Linked DNA regions of Homo sapiens: regions 1, 3 and 4 are each linked to region 2. The links are chromatin loops, found by intact Hi-C in ENCODE. Cell type or tissue: heart right ventricle. All regions are shown on one strand. Each heading gives the region's core, and the rest is flanking DNA. Links, peaks and the distances in the headings are about the cores only. Region 1 has its middle 27 kb from the start of LINC02606. Region 2 overlaps GPR157 (G protein-coupled receptor 157). Region 3 has its middle 55 kb from the start of LINC02606. Region 4 has its middle 44 kb from the start of SLC25A33.

The links. Peaks named below come from ENCODE experiments on the same cell type or tissue, not always from the same donor. Only the 100,000 strongest peaks of a DNase experiment are listed, where the experiment ranks them.
Region 1: it touches region 2 in a loop (3.0-fold over the local background); 6 of 110 quality-filtered maps call a loop at or near these places.
Region 3: it touches region 2 in a loop (2.8-fold over the local background); 40 of 110 quality-filtered maps call a loop at or near these places.
Region 4: a loop joins it to region 2, with 4 times the contacts of the local background. A loop is called at or near these places in 39 of 110 quality-filtered maps.

What each region holds. Positions count from the first base shown.
Region 1 is chr1:9,452,998-9,459,097 of GRCh38, forward strand. No RefSeq gene overlaps it. Among named protein-coding and RNA genes, the nearest start is that of LINC02606, 27 kb to the left of the region's middle. In heart right ventricle, for the core only: CTCF peaks have their summits at 2,972 (motif pointing left) and 3,175; a DNase peak (open chromatin) is centred at 2,964.
Region 2 is chr1:9,107,369-9,113,468 of GRCh38, forward strand. It overlaps GPR157 (G protein-coupled receptor 157), which reads right to left. Exons shown (of 4, transcript NM_024980.5): 2 at 3,908-4,121. Among named protein-coding and RNA genes, the nearest start is that of GPR157, 19 kb to the right of the region's middle. RefSeq lists an enhancer at 3,321-3,370. In heart right ventricle, for the core only: CTCF peaks have their summits at 3,559 (motif pointing right) and 3,762; a DNase peak (open chromatin) is centred at 3,573; H3K27ac peaks cover 1,620 bases.
Region 3 is chr1:9,480,753-9,486,852 of GRCh38, forward strand. No RefSeq gene overlaps it. Among named protein-coding and RNA genes, the nearest start is that of LINC02606, 55 kb to the left of the region's middle. RefSeq lists a silencer at 2,084-2,284. In heart right ventricle, for the core only: no CTCF peak of the experiment used is centred there; a DNase peak (open chromatin) is centred at 2,593; H3K27me3 peaks cover 58 bases.
Region 4 is chr1:9,492,420-9,498,519 of GRCh38, forward strand. No RefSeq gene overlaps it. Among named protein-coding and RNA genes, the nearest start is that of SLC25A33, 44 kb to the right of the region's middle. In heart right ventricle, for the core only: a CTCF peak has its summit at 2,986 (motif pointing right); DNase peaks (open chromatin) are centred at 2,726 and 3,017; H3K4me3 peaks cover 680 bases.

The DNA.
Region 1 (6,100 bases), core at 772-5,771, 350 kb after region 2:
AAGGTGAACACCCAGCTGTAACCAATCCGACTCTTTCTGTATCTAATTCTGTTTTCTGTACATCACTTTCCTTTTTATGTCCATAAATCTTCCTCCACCACATGGCTACGCTGGAGTCTCTCTGAGCCTACTCTGGTCTAGGGGCTGCCCGATTCGCAAACCGTTCTTTGCTTAATTAACCTCTATTAAATATAATTTGTCTAAGGTTTTTCTTTTAACAGGTGTTTGGTTCAAATTCTCTGTTTCTTCTTGGCATGCTTCGAAGGCTTTCCAGGTAATCCAGATTATTCTTCCCACTAACTTGGTATGTTCTTTGTCATATAGCCATTTGGCTTGGTCAGGGGTTAGTGGAGGAAGCTGGGAGGCAGAAAGCTGGATGCTGCTGGGCTAGAGGGAGCAGCCACGTGCACGTGTGCATGCACACACACATGCAAACACACACGCGTACATATGTGCACATATGCACACACATACACGTGCACACACATGCACAAGTGTGCACACATGCACGTATGCACATCCATGCACACCTACATACATATATGTGCACACACATGCACACACGTACGTACACATGTGTGCGTATACACACATACGCATGCGCACATGCATGCACCTATGTGCACATACACACATGCACGTGCACACATGCGCACAAGTGCACACATAGGCACACACACATACATACACATATGTGCACATATGCACACACATGCACACACACACACATACATTCTCAAAAGAGTCACAGAGCAGTTTGGTGGCACCAGAGAGATGCACTAGAACAAGCACACAGAGACGTGGAAAGGTTACTATTCACATGAACTTTCGAAAAAGCAATGCCAAGTGCCGCCAGAGGTGGACACAGCCCAGAGATGGAGGAGGGAGAGTGCGTGGGAGAGAGGTCCCAGGTCTGCAGGGCACGCCAGGCCTGAGGACACGTTCACAGATGTGCAGTGAGATGAGAAGGAACAGGACAGAGGTAGCAGGACTAAATGTAGTCCATCCAGTTAAAGGCCATCTGGTCGTCATCTATTCTGAGATTAAGTAATCCCATGGGAAGAGCTAAGCTCTCCTTGCTTTTATAAAATGAGCAGCGCAGCTTACAGAGAGGGCTCCAGGAGGAAGGACTAGGATGAGGAATGAGTTATTCTGCCTTCAACTCCGTCTCCTCCCCACAGCCCTCCCCCACTCCCACCGCCAAATGAAATCTCTGTTGTAAAAATGTCAAAGGACAAAAACTTGCTTAAACCATGCCAAAGGGCATGGTGTGCACAGAGGCCAGTGCCATTCGGGGCAGTGGTGGCCAAAACATGGATCCCCAGAGGACAAAGGGGCCAAGCTGAGCCTTAGAGACCCTCAAGGATGCAAGCGCTGCTTTTGAGGTCCAGGGACCCAGGCTGTTCCAGGAGTGGCCCGGGAACTCCTGCAACCAAAACACCTAGATTATGAGGCCTCCCGGGCTGCCCTGCCCGACGTCCATAGCTTCCTGGAGCGCATGGGTGGGAGGGCACAGTAGGGCCAGCCCCCTGTCCCTGGTGGCATCATCTACAGGGAGAGGTGCAGTGAGACCGGTCACCTTCAGGAAATTTACAAAAGACGCAGGCGCAAGAGCCAACAAAGGAGACTGCCTATGCGTGTGGACGCCCACACCTCCAGGCAGACACTAGGAGAAGGGCAACCCTGATTTGCATCCGTGTGACTTTAACACACATGAGCGCACATGTGCACTCACACCACACACTCAAACATGTGCACACACGTTCATAGGCACGTATATTTTGTGACATAACCCCCTACCCCTTAGTCACCCGGTCAGGGAATCAAGCTCCCTACCTTTCTGCTGAGGCACAAGAATTGCTTGAACCCAGGAGGCGGAGGTTGCAGTGAGCTGAGATTGCGCCACTGTACTCCAGCCTGGTCAACAGAGCAAGACTCCGTCTCCAAAAAAAAAAAAAAAAAAAAAAAATTTTAATTGATTAACTTCCTCTGCTAATCTCTGCTGTTGTAGGATTACAGTTTTTAAAAATTTCTTTGCTGTTATTTTGATGGAGTTTAGAGGAAGGGTTAAGTATATGCATTCATTTGCCGTTTCAAACCAAAACCCCTAAACCTCTGGCCTTTTAAAATGGAATTCCGGGCTGGGCACAGTGGCTCATGCCTGTAATCCCAGCGCTTTGGGAGGGCGAGGCAGGTGGATCACTTGAGGTCAGGAGTTTGAGACCAGCCTGGCCAACATGGTGAAACCCCATCTCTGGCTTCACCACTCAACCCACAGGGTTCCTGGGCTGGGCTCCCTCAAAAAATGCTCTGAGCAGCTTTCACTCATGACCCCCATGCACAGCGAGAGCTAGGGCCATGGAAATTCCGTGCCTGGACCAACCTCGTCTCGTGCAGCGTGGAAGAGGCGCGTAGCCCAGTGCTTGGGTTGGGAACCTCGTCATCGTCTCCTTCACGGTGATGAACAGCTACTGAGAAAGAAAAAAATGTCTTCACGCAGTTTCTTGGAATAGTAGCTGCACCCGCGATTAATAGAGTCTGTTTCGGTAGAAGTTTTTTAGAGAAAGGAAAACTGTCACCAGCTCCATTTTGTCAGGTTCATTTCTGAGGAATCTCTTGACCACCGCGGCTTCCAAGTGGGATCGATGTTGGACTTGCAAAAGGGGAAAATTATTTTTGACTCATAAACTGGAATGGAAGCCAAGGAAGAAACTCGGTTTGTGGCCTGCTGTTGCTAAATACAAAAATTGATTATTTTATGGAAGAAGAGCCATGGCCAGGTCAGCTGTTTTTCCCTCATAAAATCATTCAGCGACCCGATAGGAAACTGCAACGCCTGTGAGTCGTTTGCAGAGTGGTGCAGCTGTGAGAATTCTCCCTGGAAGGGCTGCCCGACCCCTCTCCTGAGCCTCTGAAACTCGGAAGCGAGGCCAGGATGGTGATAAAGGAGGAGTGTGGCGCCCTCTGGCGAGAGTGGGGCTGAGTCCCTCCCAGGAGCCCAGCCTGGGTGTCCCCCTGCTGTAAAGACCCCACGGCGCACAGCCTAAGGCTCAGAGCTTTGCACGGAGTCTGCCCCTTTGGGCAACATGGAGCTGATGTGGTTGCATGTTGGAAGACCTCATTTAGATTCCAGCCAAATTAGGAGAGAGGTGCTTATCCCAGCTGGAGATGCACAGGCGGGCAAAGGGCTGAGAGCAACCCAAAGCTGGAAGGCCAACGGGGCTTAGGCCTCCTGGCCCCAGGTGCTGCCCCGGGAAAAGAGGCCGTAACGCCATCCTACCCAGCCATCGCTGCAGCAGCAGGACCTGTCTCCAGGTTAAGACTGAGCAGACATCAGGCAGCCTCCAGGTTGGCCCAAGCATCTCTCATCTGGAATAAAAGTACTTGTCAAACATCATTATCCAGAATGTCAGGGAAAATAAAAATGAGTTCTAAGGCTTGTGAAAGAGATGGTCTTGGGACAACCCAACACCAGGACTTTTCCTCTGGGTCTGGTGGAAATATTTTGAAAGGCCAAAGAAGAGGGTTCTGTCCTTCCCAGGACCCGACTCAAGGCCTAAAGAAAGTTGTAGGGAGTTCTGGACACGGCACTAATGCTTCAAGAAATCTCTCCAAGCTCGGACTTACTTGCCTGATAATTCCAGGTCTCAGACTGAGCTTCTCATCCAAGGCTGGGTGATTTGATTCCCATAAATCACATCTATCGCTCTGTAGCATTGATAAGGGGCACTCTAGGCGTGAACCTGGAGCCACTGGGAATCAAGAAGGAATTCCTGTCTGTGCCATATGTGTGGTTCAGCGTGGGGGGGGGGTCCTTCCGAACTTTCTGCAGTTTCCTGGAGGGATGAGACACGGCCTCCATTGGGGATTGGGCAAGAATGACCTCCCTGTGCCCTGGCGCTCACACCTGGAGGTTGCTGGCCCACCCAGCCCCTGCAGAGGGTTTGAAGGTCCATGAGTCAGGTCTTGGAAGGCCCAGGGGGGAGCCTGAGAAAGAAATTCAGAAGATTCCATCATGACGTCATCAATCCCCCTGAAGATCTACAGGTTGCATTTACTCCCTGGCTTCAACGCACCACATTTTAGAGAGGTTTTTTGTTTTTTGTTTTCTTGAAGTACAAGAACACCAGTGATGAAACTTGAAAGCATCCTGTACTCATGGTGGATCAGGAAAATAAGAGTTTTCTTAGACTCAGAGTCTTGGTGGGAGTGTTGGTGGGGAGGGTCTGCCCTCTGAACGGGGACATGGTGAGGGGGACTGCACTGAAGCTGTGTCCCCAACTCCTTCCTCCACCGATGCTTCCGTTCCTCATCTCCAAAATGCCTACCGCTCTCACCCTTATCCACTTTTTTTAGTTTTACTTCCGTGGCACACAATTTTTTATTGAGTAGTAATTCACAGGCCCTACAATTGACCCTTTTAAACACACAGTGCTTTAGTATATTTACAGAGCTGTGCGACCATCAGGACAACCCATTTTTGAACATTTTTAGCCCTCCAAAAGAAACCCTACAACCGACCGGGCACAGTGGCTCATGCCTGTAATGCCAGCACTTTGGTAGGCCAAGGCAGAAGGATCAGCTGAGCTCAGGAGTTTAAGACCAGCCTGGGCAACATGGTGAAACCCCATCTCTACTGGAAAAAAAAAAACTACAAAAATTAGCCGGACATGGTGGCAGGTAGCTGTAGTCCCAGCTACCGGAGAAGCTGAGGTGGGAGGATTGCTTGAGCCTGGGAGGTCGAGGCTGCAGTGAGCCATGATCACACCGCTGCACTCCAGCCTGGGTGACCAAGTGAGACCCCGTCACAAAACAAAACAAAACAAAACAAAACAAAACAAAACAGAACAGAACAGAACCCCTGCAACCTGTAACCATCATTCCCCAATCCTACCCCAACACTCACCAGCCCTAGGAAACCACTAATCTACTTTTGAACTCCTGAACTTAAGTGATCCACCCACCTCAGCCTCCCAAAGTGCTGGGATTACAGGTGTGAGCCACCGTGCTCAGCTTTTTTTTGAAATGGAATCTCACTCTGTCCCCTAGGCTGGAGTGCAGTGGTGTGATCTCAGCTCACTGCAAACACTAACATACTTTCTATCTCTATGAATTTGCCTATTCTGGACTTTTTTTTTTTTTTTTTTTTTGATGGAGACAGAGTCTCACTCTGTCTCTGAGGGTTGGAGTGCAGTGGCATTATCTTGGCTCCCTGAAGCCTCAACCTCCGAGGCTCAAGTGATCCTCCCACCTCAGCCTCTTAAATAGCTGAGACTACAGGTATGCGACACCATGCCCACTTAATTTTGTTCATTTTTTATAAAAACAGGGTTTCGGTATATTGCCCAGGCTGGTCTCAAACACCTGGGCTGAAGGAATCCTCCCACCTCAGCCTCCCAAAGTGCTGGGATTCCAGGCGTGAGCCACAGAGCCCGGCCTGGACATTTTATATAAATGGAATCAGAGAACATGCTGTCTTTTGTGTCTGGCTTCTCTCAGTTGCCATAATGTTCTCCAGGCTCATCCACACTGTACCATATGCCAGTGCTTCTTTCCTTTTCATGGCTGAATAATTTTCCACTGTATGGACATAGAACATTTTAATTACCCATTCATCAACTGATGGACGTTTGGGTTTTTTCCACTTTTCAGCTTTTTTTTTTTTTTTTTTTTTGAGATAGACTCTCTCTATTGCCCAGGTTGGTGTGCAGTGGTGTGATCTCCGCTCACTGCAACCTTCACCTTCCAGGTTCAAGCAATTCTCCTGCCTCAGCCTCCCAAGTAGCTGGAATTACAGGCACCCACCACCACGCCCAGCTAATTTTTGTATTTTTAGTAGAGACAAGGTTTTGCCATGGTGGCCAGGCTGGTCTCAAACTCCTGACCTCAGGTGATCCTCCCACCTCGGCCTCCCAAAGTGCTGGGTTTACAGGCATGAGCCACCACACTCAGCCCACTTTTTGGCTGTTGTTATGAATGACGCTGCTAAGAATATTTGTGTACATGATTTTTTAAATTTCCTTTTGTTTCTTTTTTTCCCTACTATTTTTATAACCACAGAAACGATTTTGTTTAGGCATATGTTTTCAATTCTCTTGGG
Region 2 (6,100 bases), core at 483-5,482:
TGGCTCATGCCTGAAATTGCAGCACTTTGGGAGGTCAAGGCAGGAGGATCGCTTGAGCCCAGAAATTTGAGAGTAACCTGGGCAACAGAGTGAGACACTGTCTCTACAAAAAATTTAAAAATTAGCTGGGCATTGGCCAGGAGCAGTGGCTCATGCCTGTAGTCCCAGCACTTTGGGAGGCTGAGGCGGGCAGATTACTTGAGGCCAGGTGTTCAAAACCAGCCTGGCCAACATGGTGAAACCCCGACTCTACTAAAAATACAAAATTAGGCTAGGCGCGGGCACAGTGGCTCATGCCTGTAATCCCAGCACTTTGAGAGGCTAAGATGGTCTGGATCACTTGAGGCCAGGAGTTCAAGACCAGGCTGGCCAAAATGGTGAAACCTGTCTCTACTAAAAATACAAAAAAATTATCGAGGCATGGTGGCGCACACCTGTGGTTCCAGCTACTTGGGAGGCTGAGGCATGAGAATTGCTTGAACCCGGGAGGCAGAGGTTACAGTGAGCTCAGATTTGCCATTATACTCCAACCTGGGCAACAGAGCAAGACTCTGCCTTAAAAACAAAAACAAAATTAGCCAGGTGTGGTGGCACACACCTGTAGTCCCAGCTACTCAGGAGACTGAGGTGGAAGTTGCAGTGAGCCAGAGGTGGAAGTTGCAGTGAGCCAAGATTGAGCCACTGCACTCCAGCCTGGGCAACACAGTGAGACGCTGCCTCTAAAACAAAAAATGCATTTTTGAGCCAGTCCTGTGCCTGGGATGCTGACGGCCCAGGGGAGGGGAGACGCCCAAGGTATTCTGCCAGCACCTGGTGTCTTGTGGAGTCACTGCTGCATCGTGGTATCTCTCAGCCCCCAATCTTCTGCAACTAACCTGCTCAGAGCCGCCCTCCTCCTCCTCCTCCTCCTCCAGCTCACCGATTCTTGGCTCATTCCTAGCTAGAGGCAACTAGCACATTCTCAGCTCCCTGCCCACTTCGATCCCGTTTTTCTGAAACACTTGCTGATTTGGAAAAGAGGACCCATTGTCACCCGTAAGGGTCAGCCTCAGCCCCGCAGGCTTCCTGCCCTGCCAAAGGAAAGGCAGAAAGAAAGACACACAAAGGGCATCTGTAGAGGAGAGTCCTGGGCAGGGCCTGGCGGAGTGCCTGGGATACTTCATCAGGGGTCCCGGAAACTTTCCAGGGCAGTGGAAAAGAAGAGGAGGTGAGAAGGGCATCCATCACCTGGGCAGGAGACCAACTACTAATAAAAGTCTAGAAGAAGACAAAAGATCATTTCATTTTTTCTTTTTTTTGAGACAGGGTCTCACTCTGTCACCCAGGCTGGAATACAGTGAACTCCCAGGCTCAAGTGATCCTCCTGCCTCACTGTCTCAGCCTCTCAAGTAGCTGGGACTATAGACATGCACCAGCACACCAGCTAATTTTTTTTTTGAGAAGGAGTCTCTCTGTCACCCAGGCTGGAGTGCAGTGGCGCGATCTCAGCTCACTGCAAGCTCCGCCTCCCGGGTTCACACCATTCTCCTACCTCAGCCTCCTGAGTAGCTGGGACTACAGGTGCCCACCACCACGCTCAGCTAATTTTTTGTATTTTTCATAGAGACAGAGTTTCACCGTGTTGGTCTCGATCTCCCGACCTCGTGATCTGCACACCTCGGCCTCCCAAAGTTCTGGGATTACAGGCGTGAGCCACCGCACCCGGCCCTAATTTTTTTTTTTTTTTTTTTTTGAGATGGAGTCTTGCTCTGTGGCCCAGGCTAGAGTACAATGGTGCAATCTCGGCTCACTGCAACCTCTGCCTCCTGGGTTCAAGTGATTCTCCTGCCTCAGCCTCCTCAGTAGCTGGGATTCTAGGCACCTGCCACCACGCCCAGCTAATTTTTGTATTTTTATTAGAAACGGGGTTTCACCATGTTGGCCAGGCTGGTCTTGAACTCCTGACCTCAGGTGATCTACCTGCCTCGGCCTCCCAAAGTGCTGGGATTACAGGCATGAGTCACCATGCCCAGCCTTAATTTTAATTTTTATTTATTTTTTTTGAGGTGCAGTCTTGCTCTGTCGCCCAGGCTGGAATGCAGTGGCGTAATCTTGGCTCACCGCAACCTCCATCTCTTGGGTTCAAGTGATTCTCCTGCTTCAGTCTCCCGAGTAGCTGGGACTACAGGTGTGTGCCACCACATCCAGCTAATTTTTGTTATTTTTGGTAGAGACAGGGTTTCACTGTGTTGGCCACACTGGTCTGGAACTCCTGACCTCAAGTGATCCACCCACCTCGGCCCCCCAAACTGCTGGGATTATGGGCATGAGCTACTGCACCCAGTCCAAAAAGAAGATTTCAGACCAATGGGAAGTCCCACAGCCATCTCCAGCAAGGACTCCACCTGAGGCAGAAGTGGGGTCTAGGGCGGGTGAGAACTGGTTACATTTCCAAGCAAAAAGAAAAGAGAAAACTAAAGGTCTTGACGCGAGAAGACACAACGGGAGTGGAGGGTGGGGATTAGGTGTCCAGATGGCCACAGCTGCAAGGTGCCTCCTGACTCAGAAATGGCTGCTGGGTAGACAGAATGGCCTACAAGATGGGTACACACCCTCCTACAATTTCAGCCCTGAAAACTCAGAGGGCAAATAGAAACACAGGGACTCACTCCAGCAAGCCTGCAGGATGAGCCCGGAAGTCTAAATTCAGAGCATTTCCTCTGGACCTATCTTACTGCCCCAGCCACTCCTCACATTGAATCTTTGCCTGTAGTTACTTGCACTTCTGCCTCTCTCCAGGAGGGCAGGATCCATGTCTGAGTCCTCAAGATGAACTCCCATGCTATACAGCACTCTGGTGCTAGGAGATGCTCGGTAAAAACATACTGAATGAGGCCGGGCGCGGTGGCTCACGCCTGTAATCCCAGCATTTTGGGAGTCCGAGGTGGGCGGATCACTTGAGGTCAAGAGTTCCAGACCAGCCTGGCCAACATGGTGAAACCCTGCCTCTACTAAAAGAACAAAAATTAGCTGGGCGTGGCGGCACGTGCCTATAATCCCAGCTACTCGGGAGACTGAGGTAGGAGAACCACTTGAACCTGGGAGGCAGAGGTTGCAGTGAGCCGAGATTGTGCCACTGCACTCCAACCTGGGCGACAGAGCAAGACCCTGTCTCAAAAATAAATAAATAAATAAAACTAAAATAACATACAGAATGAGTGACCGAGTGGATCAAAGAATGGGTTAATCTGTGGCCTTTTGCAGGCGTTTGCTTGTGGCCAGGAGGAAGCCCCTAGTTCCACATGTGCAGACTGGGAGGCAGGAACAAGGAGGAACTGGGCCAAGGTGTCAGAGGAAAGCCATTCTTTCGTAGGCTCTCCAGCCAGCCCAGCCTACTCATTTCTGAATTCTGGAAACCCCTGCCATTTAGGATATAATAAATCACTAGGAAAAGTTAGGTGAGTTATTTGCGTCACTGATTGTGAAATTCCACAGTCTTCCCTTCCCCTGGGGCAGCCCGGCCTTGGGTCTGTCCTCACCTTTTAGCTAAATTCCTCAAGTTTAAGCAGCCACCACAGGCCGTCCACCAGGGGGCAGGAGAGGGCCATGACCAAGGACACAGCAGCCCTGTCTGCAGCAGCCCTGTGCCCCCACAGGCCCTTAATCGGCTAAGCCTCGTTTCCTTATCTACAAAGGAGTAACAGGACCCGGCTCCTAACGGGGCAGTGGGAACCAATGCACGATCCGTGTAACACAGCGTGTTGCATGGTGTCTGGTGCACAGTAAGTGCCTGGTCCCCTCTGGCCCATCACTGGTTCTGTCCCCAGAGACGCAACCTGTCCCCTCGGGGGGCCAAACTCAATGCCAGGCCTTGCACCTGGGCACAGCGGCCATGCAGAGGGCCCTGAGCTCTAAGGGCAGCGCCTACCGCTCTGTTGATGTGCTTCCGGACCAGGAGGTACAGCAGAGGCAGCAGCACATATGCCAGCATCTCCCACAGCTTCCCCGTCAGCAGCATCCACAGGACATGGTCCTTGGCCTCCAGGTCGATCCAGCACCAGCCCACAGACACGTCCGAGGCGTCATAGCCAATCTTCTTCAGGGCGACGGCTGCCACAGTGATGACCAACGGGACCCCCCAGCTGAGGAAGGAGGAGAGAAAGAGGCATCGGGGTCAGGCCATGGCTCCCGGCAATGTCAGCCTTCGCAAAAATGACGGAGGACGCCCTTCAGAAAGGGGATGCTCTCCAGAGCCTGGATGGCACAGTGGCCCTGGAAAATAAGAAGGGGTAGGTGTTGCCCTGGGAGCCTGGCTCTACTTTAGAATTCTTCGGGGACTGGCATTAGAATGGAGTGACGTGGGACAGCCAGCTCCCAGCGTGTGCCCAGCTCCTTTTGCATACATGTGTGTACAGAGTTCGAGACCAGGCTGGCCAACATGGTGAAACCCTGTCTCTACCAGAAATACAAAAATTAGCTGGGCGTGGTGGTGCACACCTGTAATCTCAGCTACTTGGGAGGCTGAGGCAGGAGAATCATTTGAACCCAGGAGGTGGAGGTTGCAGTGAGCTGAGATTGTGCCATTGCGTTCCCGCCTGGGTGACAGAGTGAGACTCCATCTCAAAAAAAGAAAAAAGAAGAGTTTTGTATACATGTGTGTACAGAGCACAGGGCCAGGCAGGTGTGTGTTTGCTGCTGTCGTGACTGTTGTGAGTCACGTCCTGCTGTCCCAGGTTTCAGGCCTGTGGTGCAGACAGTGGTACTGCGTGAGGCCTGTCTGGTTTCTGTTCCAGGAAGCCTTGGGCACCAGCGTGCGAACACCTGTCCATGCTCGTGCAAATGTGCCACAAACAATCAGCGCCCCCTGGTCAGCCCTTGGGTCTAGGAGTGCACACACTGGGGGCTTAGGGTTGCCTGGGCAGGGAATTCCAGGGTTCTGCTTACCTTCGGCAGGCTCTAGGAGGGGGAACGTGGGCTTTGGGCAGTGTGTCCCTTTGGCCTTGAGGACTTCTTACACAATGGCGGGGAACAGAACCTGGCAAGGGTCAACGGGGACCTTTGAAAACATAAAGCTCAGGTAGGGGCCCCTCTAAGGGCAGTGTTGGGCTCAGTTTTCTTTTTTTGAGACGGAGTCTCGCTCTGTCACCCAGGCTGGAGTGCAGTGGCACAATCTCAGCTCATTGCAACCTCCACCTCCTGGGTTCAAGCGATTCTCCTGCCTCAGCCTCCTAAGTAGCTGAGATTACAGGCGTGCACCACCACGCCCGGCTAATTTTTGTATTTCTAGTAGAGACAGGGTTTCACCATGTTGGCCAGCCTGGTCTTGAACTCCCGACCTCAGGTGATCCACCTGCCTCAGCCTCCCAAAGTGCTGGGATTATAGGCCTGAGCCACCATGTCCAGCCCAGGCTCAGTTTTCTAGAGCGCTCTCCCACAGCCAGCCACACAGCCAGGAGTAGGCCCCTTCCCTGTGGTCCTTGAACCAGTCTGTTCCTTACATAGCAATGGAGCACACAAAGGCTATAGTGGCTCCTGAGAGAGGCAGGTAGTGGGGTAGTTAAGAGCTTGGATTTTAGTGTAGTGGGCTTGGATTTTAGTGCAGCGGGCTGGATCCAAGTCCCACTTCTGCCCCTGCTTGGGCAAGTTATTTAGCCTCAACATGCCAGGTTCTCTGCAAAGTGTGGATGACGACAGTGACTACAGGGTGTCATTGTCGGGTCGTTATGAGAACAAATACATGTGTGTACAGAGCACAGGGCCAGGCAGGTGTGTGAGTGTTTGCTGCTGTCGTGACTGTTGTGAGTCACGTCCTGCTGTCCCAGGGTTCAGGCCTGTGGTGCAGACACTGGTGCTGCGTGGGGCCCGTCTGGTTTCTGTCCTGGGAAGAAGACACAAGTACCCCTGTCCTAGGTCAGGTGCCTGGAGCGCAAAGCCTTAGGTAAACAGGAATGATACTATGATAACTGTGAGATCAGAGTTCAACATGAATCTGAGGCCAGAATGAGGCCAGGAGAACTGTGCTTCAAGGGTTTCTCCCAAATGCTGCAGGGCTGGCAGAGCAGGCCAGGCAGGGATGAGGATGGAAGGGAAAAGTCAGTTCCCTGGGACTGGGAAGGCCTCA
Region 3 (6,100 bases), core at 531-5,530, 370 kb after region 2:
TGCCCAGTATTTTTTTTTTTTTTTTTGAGACAGAATCTCTCTCTATCGCTTAGGCCGTAGTGCAGTGGTGCAATCTCGGCTCACGGCAACCTCTGTCTCCCAGCTTCATGTAATTCTCCTGCCTCAGCCTCCCAAGTAGCTGGGATTACAGGCAGCAGCCACCACACCGGGCTAATTTTGTATTTTTAGTAGAGATGGAGTTTCACCATGTTGGCCAGGCTGCTCTTGAACTCCTGACCTCAGGTGATCCACCCGCCTTGGCCTCCCAAAATGGTAGGATTACAGGTGTGAGCCACCACATTCAGCTCCAGCCCTTAAAATTCTAATAACCTAGTCTCTCCTAAGACTTAGCCTAAAAGAACGAACAAGCCTCCCTTTCCACACTGTCCTGGGGGAAACCACCACTGGCTGAGTGCCAGCAGGTGCTGGCCTCTCTCCTGGGCTCAGCAGGGCAGGTCCTGGCTGGCCCAAAGCTTCGTCCTCTGGAAGCCTCCTTCACCATCCTGTCGTACAAGCACCTGCTCTTCCCTCCCTGCCACACGCTCGCTTTGGGCTCACTTGGCCAACCTCCAAGTTCCCAGCCAGACCCAGCAGCCGTGCTGGTCAACCCTGGAAACATGGACTCTGCTTTGAAATTCCTTTGGAAATTATGGTCAAAGTTTCCTTCACAGGGACTCATTTTTCCAGGAACATTTTCTACCAATTTGGGGAAGGTGGGGTGTCTCATTCGTTCATTCATTTACCCAGAGCCTACACTGAGCCAGGTGCTCTGCAAGGTAATGGACGGGGCACAGATATTTCAGGCAGTGCCCACCCTGGACCCTATAACAAAACGGCCAGGTGCTAGAAGAGCAAATTCATAAAGTGCTCTGGGAACAGAGAGAAGGAGAGAGCCAGGGTCCCTCTGAGGACCTCCCTCTGTTTATTTATGTCACAAAAACGCGTAGGAACATTCTGTGCCACCATTGTTTTGCAGTGTGCAAATCTGTGCAAACCTGCCCCCAAAGTCCAAGGGAGCTGAGAGGTGGAACAAAGAGGCTGATATATCATTTCTCAGAAAGGAACTTTTTTTCTCTGTCTTCGAGACAGAGTCTCGCTGTCACCCATGCTGGAGTGCAGTGGCGCGATCTTAACTCACTGCAACTTCCCCCTCCCGAGTTCAAGTGATTCTCTTGCCTCAGCCTTCCAAGTAGCTGGGATTACAGGCACCTGCCACCACACCTGGCTAATTTTTGTATATTTAATAGAGATGGGGTCTCACCATGTTGGCCAAGCTGGTCCCAAACTCCTGACCTCAAATGATCTACCTGCCTCGGCTTTCCAAAGTGCTGGGATTACAGGCATGAGCCACCGTACCCAGCTTCGGAAGGGAAATTTAATAGGGACTTAGGAACAGAAGCCATCATTTCAGGCGGCTGCAAGGCAAGATGATGGATCCCTACGCCATTCCCTCCCAGACCCAGGGCTTATACACCAATAGGGAAGCAATATATAAGACAATTGTAGAGAAAGGTAAGCATGCCAAGTGAATCTGCCTAAGGGCAGGGCTTATGGTCTAGGTTGTTCTGGGACTGGGTGTGGTGGCCCATACCTGTAATCCCAGCACTTTGGGAGGCTGAGGTGGGAAGATCATTTGAGACTAGGAGTTCAAGACCAGCCTGGGCAATATAGTGAGACCCTGTCTCTATTTATATTTTTTTAATATATTTTTTCAAAAGGTTATTTTGACCTAAAGGCAGGATTTACCGAAAGTACATGTTCTTACGCAAGAGCAGTAGACAAAATAAAAATCTCAGAGGCGTTCCTGGAACTGGTGATAATCAGAAGTCAACACAGCGGGTTAGTGTCCTAGACAGGTCTGCTTCGGCCTGCACACAGGCATTGTTCTAAGTATGTTCCAGATGCTAAGTCGCTTAATTCTCATAAAGGCTTTACGAGGCAGGCACTAGTATTACCACATTTTATAGATACAAGGGCACAGAGAGGTTAAGCAGCCTGCCCGGGTCACACTGCTGCTAAGTGGCAGAGCGACATTTGTACCCCAGCACTCAGGCTCCAGGCCCTGCTGTTAGCCACCGACAAGGCTGCCTCTGCTGATGGAGGGGCTCTCCAGCTGAGCAAGGGTGGCCAAGCCTGAGCCAGCTGCTGGGACACTCGGGAAGTGACACAGGCATATCTTCACACCAAGGAGCACACTGGGAGCACCCTGCTCAGCCAAGCAACCCTGAAGTCAGAGGCCGGCCGAGCCAAGGGGCTCCAAAGGGAGCTATGAACTCCCGGGCTGGACCGCTCTGTCTTTGTTCACAGCCTTCAAGGGAGAGCTCCAAGGACCATGTGAGTCCCTGCAGGGGAGCCATGGGAGGTGGCCTCCCCTCCCCAGAAAACAAGGTTTGGTGCCTGCCCTTGAGTGAACAGTTCGTCCCTGAAGGAAAAACAAAACAATAACATTCAGCTCTGGGTAAAAGATGTTCCCACTGCTACTCCACCAGGGAGAGAGAGTGCACTCATGAGAAGGGCTCGCTTTTGTAGGAGCAGGTACATCTTTTTCCTGGCCTGGAGCCCGTTACAACCACGTCATAAACGCCATGCCAGAGAGGGTGCCCTGCACTGGCCCCACACGGCCCACGTCACCTCTCCCAGAGGGCTGGAGAGCGAGCAGCGACATGGGAGGCTCCGGCAGGTCCTGGCCTTAAGGGTCACCGGCTCCCTGTGACAGCTGACTCCACTCCTGGGAAGAGGAACAGGAGAAATCCTAGAACCAGGAGCCGATCCCATCCACGTGGTCTCTGCCCTCAGAAAGAGGCAATGCTGGAGAGAGGCATCCCCCTCCAGGATGGAAACCACAAGAGCCCCAATTTCTGTCTGTCCTGTTTGCCACTGGGTGTCTAAAATACCACTGGGTGTCTAAAATACCATGTCACAAAGCCTCCACAATTTTTCTCTAAAGGATTCGATGTGAGAAGCTTAGGCTTTGCAGTTCACCAGTCTCAGTGCAAATCCTCCACTCTGCCATTGGAGAGCACACACTGCCTATAGCTTCTGAACAGATGAAGCCTTGTCCCAATCAAACCTTATATATGGACACTGAAATTGGATTTTCTTTTTTCTTTTCTTTGAGACAGAGTCTCACTCTGTCATCCAGGCTAGAGAGCAGTGGCATGATCTCAGCTCACTGCGATCTCCGCCTCCCAGATTCAAACAATTCTCTTTCTCCTGCCTCAGCCCCCTGCGTAGCTGGAATTACAAGCACCCACCACCATGTCCAGCTAATTTTTGTATCTTTAGTGGAGACGAGTTTTCACCATGTTGGCCAGGCTGGTCTCGAACTCCTGACCTCAAGTGATCTGCCCACCTTGGCATTCCAAAATGCTGGGATTACAGGTGTAAGCCACCAAACCTGGCCTGAAATTTGATTTTCATATCATTGTCAGATGTCATGAACTACTACTCCTCTTTTTTTTTTTTTTTTTTTTTTGAGATGGAGTCTTGCTCTGTTGCCCAAGCTGTAGTGGTGTGATCTCGCCTCATTACAACCTCCGCCTCCTGGGTTCAAGCGATTCTCCTGCCTCAGCCTCCCGAGTAGCTGGGATTACAGGCATGTGCCACCACACCCAGCTAATTTTTGTATTTTTAGTAGAGATGGGGTTTTGCCATGTTGGCCAGGCTGGTATCAAACTCCTGACCTCAGGTGATCTGTCTGCCATGGCGTCCCAAAGTGCTGGGATTACAGGCAGGAGCCACTGCGCCCAGCCATGAACTATTGTTCTTCTTTTGATTTATTTTCCCAACCATTAAGAAAAGTATAAATTTGGCCGAGCGCAGTGGCTTAACCTGTAATCCCAGCACTTTGGGAGGCTGAGGCTAGAGGGTTGCTTGAGCTCAAGAATTCAAGACCAGCCTGGCCAACATGGCAAAACCCCATCTCTACTAAAAATACAAAAATTTAGCCCAGCATGGTGGTGTGCGCCTATAGTCCCAGCTACTCAGGAGGCTGAGGCAGGAGGATCACTGGAGCCCAAGAAGCAGAGGTTGCAGTGAATCAAGATCGCGCCACTGCACTCCAGCCTGGCAACAGAGTGAGACCCTGTCTCAAAAAAAAAGTAAAAATCGTCCTTTGCTTGCAAGTTGTACAAAAACAGGCAGCAGGAGGGATTTGGCCTGCAAGCTATAGTTTGCTGACCCCTAACCCCTGATTTTGTGGCCACAGCCCCATGGGATCAAACCCAAACAGAAGGCTCCCAGTGCTCTGCCAATCAGGGATCCCCTGCCCCTCTGCATGGACCCCCATCTAACAACTGCAATTCTCAGTTTGCGCCTCTCCTGTGGGCTCTCGGGATCACCTTGCCCCTCACTTTCCAGCACTCACTTGTTTTCTGAGACTCAGTTCCCGTGTCTCAGGCTCTGGGAGCCCTCTCTGGATACCCTGTAGGGTTCTGATGCACCTCTCTTTACTGCCCAAGCCCCAGCAACTAACCCCTCAATGAACTTGTTGCCAAGTCTGATGGTGGCGGTTTGTTACTCAGCCTCCTCCAATGGCCCGGAAGCTACTGGAGGGCCAGGCGTGGGGCCCTCCAGCTCCCTCTCCCAGTGCTTGGAACGTGGTAAATGCTCTGTAAGTGCTCGTTGGGATCCTCTGTCCATCCCACTCCCTTCTCCTCTTCCTCTTCCTCCTCCTCCAAGTCTCTCAGCCTCTAAGATTGGCTGGCGCAGAGCTCAAGGCCAGAGTCTTGTTTTCTCCACCCACCTTCACATCCTAAGTGAACTCTCCCCAACTCAGGGCTCTAACGCCATCTACGTGGTGACAACTCCCAGACATATATCTCCAGCCCCAACTTTTCCCATGAACCCCAGATGATCTGGAATGTTTTCAGCCACTCTTAAGGTTGGCTTCAACTACGAATGCTGAATAGATAAAGGAGGCCATTGGCCTGAAACTGGTACACATGAGGGCAAATCAGAAGTGTTGAGGCATCATGACCCCATGGGACAGAGGAATTAGAGAAGTCAAAGAAACTGTCCCAAAAGAAACCAGTCAAATGGGGCCGGGCGCAGTGGTTCACGCCTGTAATCCCAGCACATTGGGAGGCCAAGGCAGGTGGATCACCTGAGGTCAGGAGTTCAAAACCAGCCTAGCCAACATGGTGAAACCCCATCTCTACCAAAAATACAAAAATTAGCTGGGCATGGTGGCGGGCGCCTGTAATCCCAGCTACTCAGGAGGCTGAGGCAGGAGAATCACTTGAACCCAGGAGGCAGAGGTTGCAATGAGTTGAGATCGCACCACTGCACTCCAGCGTGGGCGACAGAGTGAGACTCCATCTCAGAAAAAAAAAAGGAAGAAGAGAAACCGCTCAAATATGTGTCAGCTCGGACCAGAGACCAGAAGCCCACTGACTGCTTACCCCTAGTATTCCTAGAGCCTCCCACCTCATCTGGTTGCTCCTTCCTCCTTTGACCCCGGCGGGATGAAGATGCTCTCTGGCTATTCCGCCATCTGTTATTTGAGACTCTCCTAGGAGGAGCAGAAGGCAGGCGTGCTGGTCCTCTTCACTGAACTCGCCTCCCAGCCTGTGTTTCAGGGCCAGAGCCCTGTCCACAGCCCAGAAGACCGAGGCTGCAAACCCACACAAACGGGTAAAAGAGGCAGAGAGCCTGGAGATGAAACATCCAAGTTGGGGAAGAGGTGGTCACTCCCGACAGAACAGATCCTGAGACTTGATCTTGTAAAATGTTGACTATATCAAGCAATGGAGTGTTTCCAGGGCCCTTGGGAGACCATTATTCTCCTCAATGGGTTTTTGGCCCAGAAATCCTCTTGAACCTCAGCCTATCACTTCCTTTTCATAACAGCACTTCATTCCTCCTCCTCACATCCTCCCAGACTCTCCCCAACTTCTCCTTCCATCTGGACCCTTAACATCAGCCAGCATGAGGCCACGTCTCCCCCAGGACTGTGCCACAGCCAAGCTGTCATTTCATCTCTCCCCATAATTAGGCCCTACAACCTCTCCATCACTTTTATTGCCTTTTCTCCTCAAACTTTCCTCCAAAGTCATCATTGAATTCCATACGGAAAGACCCGAAAGAAAGGGAAGGCCCC
Region 4 (6,100 bases), core at 421-5,420, 380 kb after region 2:
CGTCTTTCTGTCCCAGTTTCCCCAGCTCTCTGAGGTTCTATCGCTTTTATTATAGAAAAACCATTTTTTAAGTAGAAAATGTACCTGAGGCACTGGCGGGCGCCTGTAGTCCCAACAACTCAGGAGGCTGAGGCAGGAGAATGGCGTGAACCCGGGAGGCAGAGCTTGCAGTGAGCCGAGATTGCGCCACTGCACTCCAGCCTGGGCAACAGAGCAAGACTCTGTCTCAAAAAAAAAAAAAAAAAGTCAGCCATCCTCCAGCCCTGATCACCTGCCACAGAGCCAGTTTCCTGGTGGCACCCTGGTTTCCAAGGGGACATCAATGACATTAAACTTCAATATTGGCTGGGCGCAGAGGCTCACACCTATAATCTCAGCACTTTGGGAGGCCGAGGAGGGCAGATCAGGAGGTCAGGAGTTCGAGACCAGCCTGGCCAACATGGTGAAACCCTGTCTCTACTAAAAATACAAAAATTAGCCGGGCATGGTGGTGCACACCTGTAATTCCAGCTACTCTGGAGGCTGAGGCAGAAGAATCACTTGAACCCGGGAGGCAGAGGTTGCAGTGAGCCAAGATCGCACCATTGCACTCCAGCCTGGGCAACAAGAGCAAAACTCCGTCTCAAAAAAAAAAAAAATTCAATATTGTATATTGTGACCAACTCAGATGTCACTTTGGGCCAACACAGCCCTTTGAAATTTAGACAAACATGGCTCAAATGCCCTGATTTCACAGCCTGTGCAGGTCCAGACTAAAATCACAAACATATTTGGGAAGCCGAGGCGGGTGGATCACTTTAGGTCTGGAGTTCAAGACCAGCCTGGCCAACATAGTGAAATCCCATCTCTACTAAAAATACAAAATTTAGCCAGGCGTAGTGGCACGCACCTGTAATCCCAGCAACTCAGGAGGCTGAGGCAGGAGAATCGCTTGAACCTAGAAGGCGGAAGTTGCAGTGAGCTGAGATCACACCACTGCATTCCAGCCTGAGCGACAGAGCAAAACTCCATGTCAAAAAAAAAAAAAAATCACAAACACAGACACACAATTTCTTCCAGTTCTCAGTTCACTCCCATCATGGTTCCCAGGCTGCTCTTCCTGCTGTGGCTGTGGCCACCGCCCAGCTGCGGGTCAGCTCACCTTCACCTGTTGGCCAGTTGCCTCCAGAATCCAGTCACACTCAGTATGTCCTGGGATTCATGCCTTACTAACAAGGAAGACCTGGGGAGAAAGGAGGACTTCAGGGCTCCCTCAAAGGAGGACACAGGGGTGGCTATTAGCTGGCCTACGGCCAGGGGCCCATTTACATGAAAGATGTCATCAGCCATTGGAGAATAATACCAGAAAATAATACAAAAATATGTTATTGGGCAGGTGCGGCGGCTCACGCCTGTAATCCTAGCAGTTTGGGAGGCCGAGGTGGGCAGATCACTTGAGGTCAGGAGTTCAAGACCAGCCTGACCAACATGGTGAAATCCTGTCTGTACTAAAAATACAAAAATTAGCTGGAAATCACTTGAACCCGGGAGGCAGAGGTTGCAGTGAGCCAAGATCATGCCACTGCACAGAGCAAGACTCCATCAAAAAAAAAAAAAAGAAGTTATTAATAAATATCCTCGACCAGGTGAAGTGGCTCATGCCTGTAATCCCAACACTTTGGGAGGCCAAAGCAGGCACATCATGAGGTCAGCAGTTTGAGACCAGCCTGACCAACATGGTGAAACTCCATCTTTACTAAAAATACAAAAATTAGCCAGGTGTGGTGGTGGACGCCTTTAATGCCAGCTACTCAGAAGGCTGAGGCAGGAGAACCACTTGAACCTGGGAGGCGGAGGTTGCAGTGAGCCAAGATCGCACCACTGCATTCCAGCCTGGGCAACAGAGTGAGACGCCATCTTAATAAATAAATAAATACTTTATCCTCACAAATGGGTTTTTAAAAGTGAAATTCTAGAATTTTTCCCTAATGGCTCATCCATTATTTCACCTGTAGATTATTGCTTTCTCCTAATTTCTTCCTTCCTGAATTAAACTATAACCATCAACTTGAGAACTTAAAACACATACTTTGCTAATTTTTTGAAATTATTATTTGATAGCCAGGCGCGGTAGCTCACGCCTGTAATCCCAGCACTTTGGGAGGCCGACGCAGGCACATTGCCTGAGCTCAGGAGTTTGAGACCAGCCTGGGCAACATGGCAAAACCCCGTCTCTACTAAAAATACAAAAATTAGCCGGGTGTGGTGGCTCATGCCTGTAATCTCAAGTACTGGGGAGGCTGAGGCACCAGAATCGCTTGAATCCGGGAGGCAGAGGTTGCAATGAGCTGAGATCACGCCACTGCACGCCAGCTTGGGCAACAAAGTACGACTTTTTCTAAATAAAAATAAAAATTCTTATTTGGAGTTGCTGGGAGAGAAGGAGGCGGCCGGTAAACCCTGGCACCCTCTCCTTTTAGCATCACCTCTGCGTGTCTTAACACTCAGCCTCCCTCAAAAACCAGGTGGCAGAGCCCTTCCCTGGTCTTCTCGCTCATAGAGGGAGGGTCCTGGGAGGGGGCCTCTCTGCATTCCCCACCCTGGCAGCTCTGGTTTAGTGAGTGGATGGGCTACCCTGGGCTGCTGTGGGCATTCCGGGGGGAGGAGGTTTGCCTCTCTCCGCCGCTTGGGGTGTGTCCTGGGAGAGCCGGAGGGGCAGAGCGGGGAGGGGAGGGGCTTGGTCTTCGTCCTGGGTAAGGTTGGTAGTGGCTGGGTAAAGGGCTTTAGGCTACCATCTTCCAGAGGGGCCACCAAGGGTCCCCCAATCTGGTCCTGGGGATGGTGGCTCAGGACCCTCGAGAAAGCAGGCGGGGAGAAAACTCAGCGTGGCTACCATTGGGGACCTTGATTAGTAGGTCATACCGCAGTGCCCACCGCAAGGGTGGCCACTGCGGACGCGAGGGCAGCCCCGCCTCAAGTAGCGCCCCAGAGCGGCCACTCCTCGTGCGGCCACCAGGGGGCGCAGCAGCGCCGGCAGGAAGCGCGGGAAAGCGGCCGCGATGGCCTCGGAAGAGGATGCGCCCCGCGCCGCCCGCCCTGCGCCATGCACTGTTACCCCTCGGTCCTCACCCGCACTGCGGGTGCGGGGTGGCAACTACCCCAGCTGGATAGTGAGGGTGCCGGGACGCAAGCCCGGGGCAGGCTCTCAACTGCCCCCGCCCTTGCTTCTCAGTCGCCCTGCACACAGCCTCCCCCGAAACCAAAATCCCCCAGGAGAGTGTGGTACCTCCATTACAGTCGACACGTCATTGTCACTAAAGTCAGAGCTGACACCGGAGCTCACTCCTGGTAGTGTTCATTCTACGGGCTTTGACAAATGTGAAATGCATTATGGCGTGCATCTACTATTGTAGCGGCATAAGAATAGTTAGACTGCCCGAAAAATCCCGTGTTCTTTGCCTGTTCACCCCTCCCTACCACCCCCAACCCCTGGCCACCACTGAACTATTTACTGTCTCCACAGTGTCGTCTTTTGCAGAATGTCACATAGCTGGAATCATGCAGCATGTAGGCTCTTCAGACTGGCCTCTTTCACTAGTGATACGCACTCAAGCTTCCTTCTGTCTTTTCTTGACTTGCTAGCTCATTTCTTTTCAGCACTAAGTAATATTCCACTGTCTGAAGTTCCACCGTTTTGGGGATCTTTGTGTTTTTTGTTTGTTTGTGAAACAGAGTCTCACTCCGTCACCCCGGCTGGAGTTCAGTGGCACAATCATGGCTTACTGCAACCTTGAACTCCTGGGCTGAAGCAATCCTCCTGCCTCAGCCACCCAAGTAGCTGGGACCACAGGCACACACCATCATGCCTGGCTAATTTAAAAAAAAAAAAATTTATAGAGATGATGTCGGCCCAGGCGCAGTGGCTCATGCCTGTAATCCCAGAACTTTGGGATGCCAAGGCGGGTGAATCACTTGATGTCAGGAGTTCAAGACCAGCCTGACCAACATAGTGAAACCCTGTCTCTACTAAATACAAAAAATTAGCTGGGTGTGGTGGCGCATGCCTGTAATCCCAGCTACTCAGGAGGCTGAAGCAGGAGAATTGCTTGAACCTGGGAGGCGGAGGTTGCAGTGAGCCGAGATTGCACCATTGCCCTCCAGCCTAGGCAACAAGAGCAAAAAATCCATCTCAAAAAAAGAGAGAGAGAGAGAGAGAGATGATGTCTCATTATGTTGCCCAGGCTGATCGCAAACTCCTGAGCTCAAGCGATCCTCCTGCCTCGGCCTCCTGAAGTGCTAGGATTATAGGAGTGAGCCACCGTGCCCAGCCCCAGCATGATATTTGTGGAAGGGAAAGGTGATCAAGATGACTGTGAACTAAACTGTGACATAGGGCTGGAGAGCTGATATACCCATCAGCCCAGACCGCCAAGGGGCATTGCCGGCCTTACCAGCTGGATGCAAACTGCTTCTGCTGGGCCTTATGGACAGGTATAAAGAGAAAGGCATTGGTCAGATCAACAGCTGCATGCAGTAGCAGGGACCAGAGATGTGTGAATTTTGGAGTCGCCACTTGGTTAAGTTTACAATAATCCACTATCAGTTTCCAAAGTCCATCTGTCTTCTGCACAGGCCAAATCGGAGAGTTGAATGGGGATGTGGTGGGGGTCACCACCCCCGCCTCCTCCAAGTCCTTGATGGTGGTGCTAATCTCGGCAGCCCCACCCCAGGGATGCAATGTTGCTTTTGATGTACTATTTTCCCAGGCAGAGGCAACGCTAATGGTTTCCATTTGGCCTTTCCCACCATAACAGCCCTCACCGCACAAGGTAGGGAACCAGTGTGGGGATTCTGCCAGGTGCTAAGTATGTCAACTTCGAACCTGGAACCAGAAAATAACCCCAGGATGGGTTCAGGGATCCACGGGAGCCACCACAAGTTGGACCTAAGCTAAAACTCCACTGAGCACCTGACATCTGTAAGGTGTCCCTATGTTGCCCAGGCTGGTCTCAAACTCTTGCGCCCAATGATCCTTCTGCCTCGGCCTCCCAAAGTGCTGGAATTGCAGGTGTGACCCACCACACCCAGGGACCACAGATTATTTATCTGTTCACCTACTGGAGGACATCTTGGTTACTTCCAAGTTTGGGTAATTAGGAGTAAAGCTGCCATAAACATCCATGTGCAGCTTTTTGTGTGGATGTAAGTTTTCAATTCATCAGCTGGATCGTATAGTAAGAGTATGTTTAGTCTTGTAAGAAACTACCAAACTGTCTTCCAAGGTGGCTGTGCCATTTTGCATTTCCACCGGCAATGAATGAGGGTTCCTGTTGGTCCACATCCCCACTGGCATTTGTGTTGTCAGTGTTGTGGACTTTGGCTATTCTTTTTTTTTTTTTTTTTTTTTTTTTTGAGATGGAGTCTCACTCTGTCACCTAGGCTGGAGTTCAGTGGCACAATCTCAGCTCACTGCAAGCTCTGCCTCCCGAGTTCAAGCAATTCTCCTGCCTCAGACTCCCGAGTAGCTGGGATTACAGGTGTGTGCCACCATGCCTGGCTAATATTTGTATTTTTAGTAGAGACGGGGTTTCGCCATGTTGGCCAGGCTGTTCTGATCCACACGCCTCAGCCTCCCAAAGTGCTGGGATTACAGGCGTGAGCCACCGCGCCCAGCGACTTCGGCCATTCTAATAGGTATGCAGTACTTTCCTTTTTGTTTTACTTTGCAGTTCTCTAATGACAAATGATATCGAACATCTTCTCATATCCTATTTGCCCTCTGCATATCTTCTTTGGTGAGGTGTTGGTCAGGCATTTGCTCCATTTTAAAATCAGGTTGCTCATTTTCTTATTGTTGAGTTATTTGTATATTTTGGTTTTTTGTTTGTTTTTTGTTGTTGTTGTTGTTTTGAGACAGTCTTGCTCTGTTACCCGGGCTGGAGTGCAGTGGCACAATCTCAGCTCACTGCAACTTCTACCTCCCAGGTTCAAGCAATTCTTGAGTCTCAACTTCCCAAGAAGCTGGAATTACAGGCATGCGCCATCACGCCTAGCTAAATTTTGTATTTTTAGTAGAGACAGGGTTTCACCATGTTGGCCAGCCTGTTCTCAAACTCCTCGC